3 separate regions of the Homo sapiens genome follow, and regions 1 and 3 are each linked to region 2. Evidence: read pairs that join two places in POLR2A ChIA-PET (ENCODE). Cell type or tissue: Panc1. All regions are shown on one strand. Region 1 overlaps TANC2 (tetratricopeptide repeat, ankyrin repeat and coiled-coil containing 2). Region 2 overlaps TANC2 (tetratricopeptide repeat, ankyrin repeat and coiled-coil containing 2). Region 3 overlaps TANC2 (tetratricopeptide repeat, ankyrin repeat and coiled-coil containing 2).

Evidence for each region. ChIA-PET counts read pairs that join two places held together with the same protein. Peaks named below come from ENCODE experiments on the same cell type or tissue, not always from the same donor. Only the 100,000 strongest peaks of a DNase experiment are listed, where the experiment ranks them.
Region 1: POLR2A ChIA-PET joins it to region 2 with 21 read pairs; 4 of 35 experiments call an interaction of 5 or more read pairs at or near these places.
Region 3: POLR2A ChIA-PET joins it to region 2 with 11 read pairs; 6 of 35 experiments call an interaction of 5 or more read pairs at or near these places.

The regions. Positions count from the first base shown.
Region 1 is chr17:63,087,657-63,090,156 of GRCh38, forward strand. All of the region lies in intron 3 of TANC2 (tetratricopeptide repeat, ankyrin repeat and coiled-coil containing 2), which reads left to right. It also overlaps the pseudogene LOC100419888. Among named protein-coding and RNA genes, the nearest start is that of TANC2, 120 kb to the left of the region's middle. In Panc1, no CTCF peak of the experiment used is centred here; no DNase peak of the experiment used is centred here; H3K27ac peaks cover 719 bases.
Region 2 is chr17:63,173,747-63,176,246 of GRCh38, forward strand. The region is part of intron 5 of TANC2 (tetratricopeptide repeat, ankyrin repeat and coiled-coil containing 2); the gene reads left to right. Among named protein-coding and RNA genes, the nearest start is that of TANC2, 210 kb to the left of the region's middle. In Panc1, no CTCF peak of the experiment used is centred here; no DNase peak of the experiment used is centred here; H3K27ac peaks cover 620 bases.
Region 3 is chr17:63,227,461-63,229,960 of GRCh38, forward strand. The region is part of intron 7 of TANC2 (tetratricopeptide repeat, ankyrin repeat and coiled-coil containing 2); the gene reads left to right. Among named protein-coding and RNA genes, the nearest start is that of CYB561, 220 kb to the right of the region's middle. In Panc1, no CTCF peak of the experiment used is centred here; no DNase peak of the experiment used is centred here.

The DNA of each region.
Region 1 (2,500 bases), 86 kb before region 2:
TCATAGTGCTCCAGGAGATAAAACTCACAAAAGATTGGGGCCCCTCTGAAACTGGGTCCCCTCAGAATTTTGATTTCTCAGGCTTGTCTGCCTGAGCCTCCAATAATTCATCAACTACAGTTCAGGTTTTCCTACTTCTGTATTGGTTCCCACTGAGGTTGCTGCTTGTGCGTTTCTGCATTCTCTATAGTCACCTGTCTCTCTCCAACTTTGGCACAGCAGTTTACATTGTGACTTCCCTTCTCTAAAGAATGTAAGAAGAGTTGTTGATTTTTCAACGTGTTTAGTTTTTTACATGTTAGATGAAGTGAAAACTTCTAAGCTCCTTACATGCCAGATGGGAAACTAGAATTAAGCTCTATGCATTCTTTCCAGGGTTTATAGTTGTATTCAATGAGAGAGACGAGGTAGGGTATGCGTACTCCATCTTTCCTGGAATTGGAACCTAATTAAATTTTTCAAATATATGTCCTTACTGATTTTTTTAAACAGTCATATGATTTGTTTCCTTGTATTAATTCTCTTGTGTAGAACAAGAGAAAATTTTTGGCTAAAGGCCTTCCTATGTGGTATATAGTCATAAGGTTTCTTTCCAGTGTGACTTTTCATATCTTTAAAGGCAAGAAGGACTGTTGAAGCTTTTCTAACATATTCATTACATATATGATTTCTCTCCTTTATATGTCCTCACCTTTTTCCATAGGCATAGGTTGAATAACTTCTGAAAACCTTCCCAGTCATTGCATTTATAGCCTTTCTTCCCAGAATGTGTCTAAACATGTTCAGTAATATTAAAGTTCCTGCTCAAGACTTTCCTGAATTCACCGCATTCGTTGTGTTTCTCTCATGTGTGTATAGCCATTGTAAGGTGAAAGTTTCTGCTTTTTCCCAGTCAGTGCTGTTGTCGAGTTTTCTCCAACATGGATATCTGCTCCAGTGCACAGTAAAATCAGCGCTCCTACTAAAGGTTCCCACAGTCTTTGTGTTGAGTTTTTGCCCAGTGTATATTCTCTTGTGCACTATAAAGCAAGAGCTGTTTTTGAAGAAATTTACACACTGATTACAGTCATAAAGTTTGTCTTTGGTGTGAGATCTCATGTAAGTTTTGGAGGTGACTGTAGATCAAATACTGTCCTGCTCTAAAATTGTTCAAAGGGTTTCTTTTCATTTTGAATTCTCCCATGTCTCTGAAGGGAATAACGGTTACCGAAGGCTTTTGTAGAGTCTTTACACTCATGGTTTGTCTCTTGTCTATGATTTCTGTCTCCTGCAGAATAACATTAGCACTCCTTTTGAAGGCTTTTCCATATAGATTTCATTCATAGAATTTATTTCACTAGGAGTCCTCTCTGTTTGCATCTCACTGATGCAGACATACTATTGAAAAGCTGAAAGTTGTTCATTTTCTCATGTCTGCTATTACTACTGTTCAAGTCTGCACTGGAGATTCTAGTCAGGGCATTAAAGCCTCTGCAAGTAAAGATGTACCTCCTGTGCTGAGATTGTGAGACGAAAACACCGAAAGAAGACCCTGGGACAGAGCATTCCAGGCAGATGGAAGGGCCAGAGCTGAGTCTCCACAGAAGACTGGAGGCCTGAGTCAGCTTTGCCCCTCTGCCCAGCTAGGGGCTACCCTAATACCCATGTCTCAATCAGTCTGAGTTACGTGATATACAAACGAGAGAAAGTCCCTACTGTTAAGATACTTTCATTCTGGAGGAGTGAGAGAAATAAAAGAAGAAAGTCATATCAGGTAATGATAAGTGCTGTGTGAATTGAGGGGGAAAGTGGGAAGGGATGAAGTCAGAGAAGTTGGAAGGGGAGGAGGTAAGACAATTAAGTAGGTGGGTGCCAGATCATGTAGAGCTTTGTAGACCGTGGTAAGGATTTGGGTTCTAATTTTCTTCTGTTGCTGATTGACTGTATGATCTTTAATTAGTTATTAAACTTTCTCTGCTTAATTTTTTTTAATATTTAATAGTATGTGAATGTGTGAGATAATTGCAGTCTCAGAGTGGTATAAATCTTTGCATGAAAGAACATTAGGAATAATTTAGGCCAAACCCCATTGTTTCAGACATACATGAAAGACCTTTGAGAAATTATGCATTGTTATTGTGTGTATTATGTTTAACATGCCTACAGTCGTTTTAGGGACCAGACTACCACCTGTGCTGTTATTTTAAAAGTGTACTTTGGAGATAAAATATCCAATTAGAAAAGTTCACAAATCATAAGTGTACAGTGAGTATGTTATTACAAATTAGGTTTTTTAAAAGTCAGGTTTATTTAATTTATATAAGTAAAATTTGCCATTTTAAGTGTACATACCATGAATTTTTAAAACATATATAGTCATGTTAAATACCACTAAATCAAATATAGCTTATTTCCATAAAAAGTTCCCTCATGCCCCCTTGTAATTAGTTGTCTCCCTCAACCTAATCCCTAGCAACGACTTAAGTGTTTTCTAATACTATAGTATTTCCCAGAATATTCT
Region 2 (2,500 bases):
CACATAATTACACTGTTCTAAGAATATGTATGACTTCCATGCTTGAACATACATACACAAAATAAATTTTTTAATAATAATCAGACTTATTCATATAAAAAAATTAAGTGATGTAACTGGCTTCCTTATGCTTTATGAGAACAATAGCATAGCACCGATGGTAGTAAAAATGACAAGAACACTATTTCACCTGGAACAATAGCTACTATAATTCCACTCTACAAGTTCTTTCTTTTACTGGCCTGGGTTGTTAACACCTTCACCTTAGCATCCTCCCCTACAGCCACTTGTGCCATTCTCTTTTGTTGGTACCTTATGAACTTCATGACAGCTGCCATGCTGTCACTGCCAGTGACGAAGGCAGATTTTTGACATGACTTTGGCATCTATTAATGTCTTAGTGATGCATAATTTTCCACATTAATTGATTTGACTTAGTCATCTCTTGGCAGTAAAGCTATGCAGGGTGAGGTAAAGCCCTTTTCTGGTATACTCTTTCAATTCTTTACAGTACTTCTAGTTTTACAGCTCTTTTGTTACCCTCATTTTCTTACAGCCTTATACTACCTCCACTCCACCTACCTTTATCCCCACTTGGAGAAACTTGAAATCTGTTTCCTGGAATTAAGTTGGAAAACACAAAGTTTCAAAGTGTTGCCCCCCCAAATTGTTGCTCCTACGAACATTAAAGAAAGTTTCTGTATACATTTAGGGACATGCTTGAAGAATTGAGAATGTAATCTTTGTCCATCTCCGTTTCTGGTTTAAGAAACCTGATGCTAGAGCTAATTAATTCCTTAGCATATCATCATTATTTCTACCAAATTTGGTGTAAATAAAGCCCCTGGTAACCTGCTTTGATATGTCAGTATTCCAGAGTAAATGCGGAGATTCCCCTCTCCTACTCTAACTACTTTTACATTACATAAATATGTTTGTATGTTAGCAGAGCAATATATAAACACAAATACCTGTAATATAGATTTCTATAATTGCATTTATATAAATGTAATTACATATATAAATGTGTTCAGAAGAGAAGGTCAGTGAGGTCACTATATAAAAATGAATGGTATTGCTATATTCTAGCAAAGAACCATTGGAAAATTAAATCCAAAAACAATTTAATTTACAACAGCATCCAATATCATAAAATTATCAGAGATAAATTTAGCAAAATTTGATCAAGACTTGTACACTAAAAATTATAAATAAACATTGTTAAGACCAATTAAAGACAACCAACAGATTTCTCATGTTTATGGATTATAAGATCCAATATTGGTAAAATAGCAATTTCCCCAAATTGAGTGAACATAATCCAAAGAAAAAAACTATTTGTAGACATTTGCAAACTAATACGAACATGCAAATGACCTAGAATACCCAAAGCAATTTTTCAAAAGGATAACGAAGTTTAAAGCAATTTTACAAAAGAATAATAAAGTTAAAGGACTTATTTTTAAATAAAAATGTTAGGGAAATTAAGTGGAGAAATGGACATTGACCCTTACCTCATACCATACACAAAAGTTAAGATTTAGCTGAGGCTGAAGGATTGCTTAAACCTAGGAGTTTGTGACCAGCCCTGGCAACCTAGCAAGATCCGGTCTCTAGAAAAAATTTAAGAATTAGCCAGGTGCAGTGCTGTGTGCCTGTAGTCTCAGCTATTCAAGAGGCTAAGGCAAGAGGATTGCTGGAGCCCAGTAGTTTGAGGCTGCAGTGAGCTATGTTGGTGCCACTGCACTCTTACCTGGGCGACGGAGTGAGACCCTGTCTCCCCCGCCAAAAAAAAAAAAAAAAAAAAAAGATTTAGACCTAAATGTAAGAGCTAGGACTGAATCTTTGCAACCTTGGGGCAAGCAAAGATTTCTTGGATAGGACATGAGAAATGTGAGTCATAAAAGAAAAATGTGCAAAATTGGACTTTACCTAAATTTAAAAGTTTTGTTCTTCAAAATACAGTGTTTAGAAAATGGAAAGTGGAGCCATAAAATAGGAGAAAATATCAGTGTACATATACCTGACACCCTTGATCCAAAATAAATAAACCCTTACTACTAATTAACAAGAAGACAACTGAATTTTTTTTGGCTTGAAACAACCACCATTTTATTATGACAACTGAAGTTTTAAAATGGATGAAATATTTGAACAGTTGTTCACAAAAGAAGATGTAAGAGTGGTCACTAAACACGTGAAAAGATGTTCAACACCATTATCAGGAGAACTGCAAATTAAAACCAGAATGAGATACCACTGTGTATTTATTAGTATAACTAAAATTAAAAAGGCTCTCACTGCCAAGTGTTGGCGAGAATATGGAGGAACAGGAACTCTCATGCACAGCCTGGGAGAGTATAAAGTCACCAGTCACTTTGGAAACTGGCAATTTCTTATGAAGCTAAAATTATAAACTTTATAACTCAGCCATTACACACCTATGTGTTTTCCAAAGAGAAATTAAAATATATGTCCACTTAAAGACTTTACATGGACA
Region 3 (2,500 bases), 54 kb after region 2:
TTTTTTGTAAATTTGCTTAAGTTCCTTGTAGATTCTGGACATTAGATCTTTTTTCAGATGGATAGATTACAAAAACTTTCTCCCATTCTATAGGTTGTCAGTTCACTCTGATGATAGTTTCTTTCGCTGTGCAAAAGCTCTTTAGTTTAATTAGATGCCATTTGTTAATTTTGGCTTTTATTGCAATTGCTTTTGATGTTTTCATCATGAAATCTTTACCCATGCCTATGTCTTGAATGGTATTGCCTAGATTTTATTCTAGGGTTTTTATTGTTTTGGGTTTTACATTTAAGTCTTTAATTCATCTTGTTAATTTTTGTATAAGGTATAAGGAAGGGGTCCAGTTTTAGTTTTCTGCATATGGCTAGCCAATTCTCCCAGCACCATTTATTTATTTATTTTTCATTTATTTATTTTTTTTGAGACAGAGTTTTGTTCTGTCACCCAGGCCGGAGTGCAGTGCTGCAATCTCGGCTCACGGCAACCTCCGCCTCCTGGATTCAAGCGATGCTCCTGCCTCAGCCTTCCAGGTAGCTGGGATTACAAGTGTGCACCACCATGCCCAGCTAATTTTTGTATTTTTAGTAGAGACGGGTTTCACTGTGTTGGCCAGGCTGGTCTCAAACTCCTGACCTCAAGTGATCCTCCTGCCTCAGCCTCCCAAAGTGCTAGGATTACAGGTGTGAGCCACCATGCCCAGCCCCAGCACCATTTATTAAGTAGGAAAGCCTTTCCCCATTACTTGTTTTTGTTAGGTTTGTCAAAAATCAGATGATTGTAGATGTGTGGTCTTCATTTGTGAGATCTCTATTCTGTTCCATGGTCTATGTGTCTGTTTTTGTACTAGTACCATGCTGTTTTGGTTACTGTAGCCGTCTACTATAGTTTGAAGTCAGGTAGCATGATGCCTCCAGCTTTGTTCCTTTTGCTTAGGATTGCCTTGGCTATACGGGCTCTTTGTTGGTTCCATATGAATTTTAAAGTAGTTTTTTCTAATTCTTTGAAGAATGTCAGTGATAGTTTAATGGGAATGGGTTTGAATCTATAAATTACTTTGGGCAGTATGGCTATTTTCACAATGTTGATTCTTCCTATCCATGAGCATGGAATGTTTTTCCATTTGTTTGTGTCTTCTCTCATTTCCTTGAGCAGTGGTTTGTAGTTCTCCTTGAAGAGGTCCTTCACTCCTCTTGTTAGCGGTGTTCCTAGGTATTTTATTCTCTTTGTAGCAATTTTGAATGGGAGTTTATTCATGATTTGGCTCTCTGCTTGTCTGTTGTTAGTGTGTAGGACTGCTTGTGATTTTTGCACATTGATTTTATATCCTGAGACCTTGCTGAAGTTGTTTATCAGCTTAAGAAGCTTTGGGGCTGAGATAATGGGATTTTCTAGATATAGGATCATGTCATTTGCACACAGACAGTTTGACTTCCTCTCTTCCTATTTGAATATGCTTTATTTCTTTCTCTTGCCTGATTGCCCTGGCCAGAGCTTCCAATACTATGTTGAATAGGAGTAGTGAGAGAGGGCATCCTTGTCTTGTGCCGGTTTTCAAGGAAAATGCTTCCAGCTCTTCCCCATTCATTATGATATTGGCCATGGGTTTGCATAAATGGTTCTTACTATTTTGAGATATGTTCCATCAATAGCTAGTTTATCGAGAGTTTTCTACATGAAGGGATGTTGAATTTTATGGAAGGCCTTTTCTACGTCTATTGAAATGATCATGTGGTTTTTGTCTTTCCTTCTCTTTGTGTGATGAATTACGTTTATGGATTTGTGTATGTTGAACCAGCCTTGCACCCCAGGGATGAAGCCAACTTGATCGTAGCTAAGTTTTTTGATGTGCTGCTGGATTGGTTTGCCAGTATTTTTTGAGGATTTTTCCGTCAATATGCATCAGGGATATTGGGCTGAAGTTTTCTTTTTTGTTGTATCCCTGCCAGGTTGTGGTATCAGAATGATGCTGGCCTCATAAAATGAGTTAGGGAGGAGTCCCTTCTTTTCAGTTGTTTGGAATAGTTTCAGAACAAACAGTACCAGCAACTCTTTATACCTCTGATAGAATTCAGCTATAAATCCGTCTGGTCCTGGGTTTTTTTTTTTTTTTTGGTTGGTAGGCTATTTATTACTATAGGCTATTTATTACTGCCTCAATTTCAGAACTTGTTATTGGTCTATTCAGGGATTCAACATCTTCCTGGTTCAGTCTTGGGAGGGTGTATGTGTCCAGGAATTTATCCATTTTTTCTAGATTTTCTAGTTTATTTGCATAGAGGTCTTTATAGTATTCTCTAATGATTGTTTGTATTTTTTTTTTTTTTTTTGAGAAAGAATCTCACTCTGTTGCCCAGGCTGGAGTGTATTGGTGTGATCTCAGCTCACTACAACCTCTGCCCTCTGGGTTGAAGTGATTTTCATGTCTCAGCCTCAAGCGATTTTCATGCCTCAGCCTCCTGAGTAGCTGGGATTACAGGTGTGTCCCACCATGCCCAGCTAA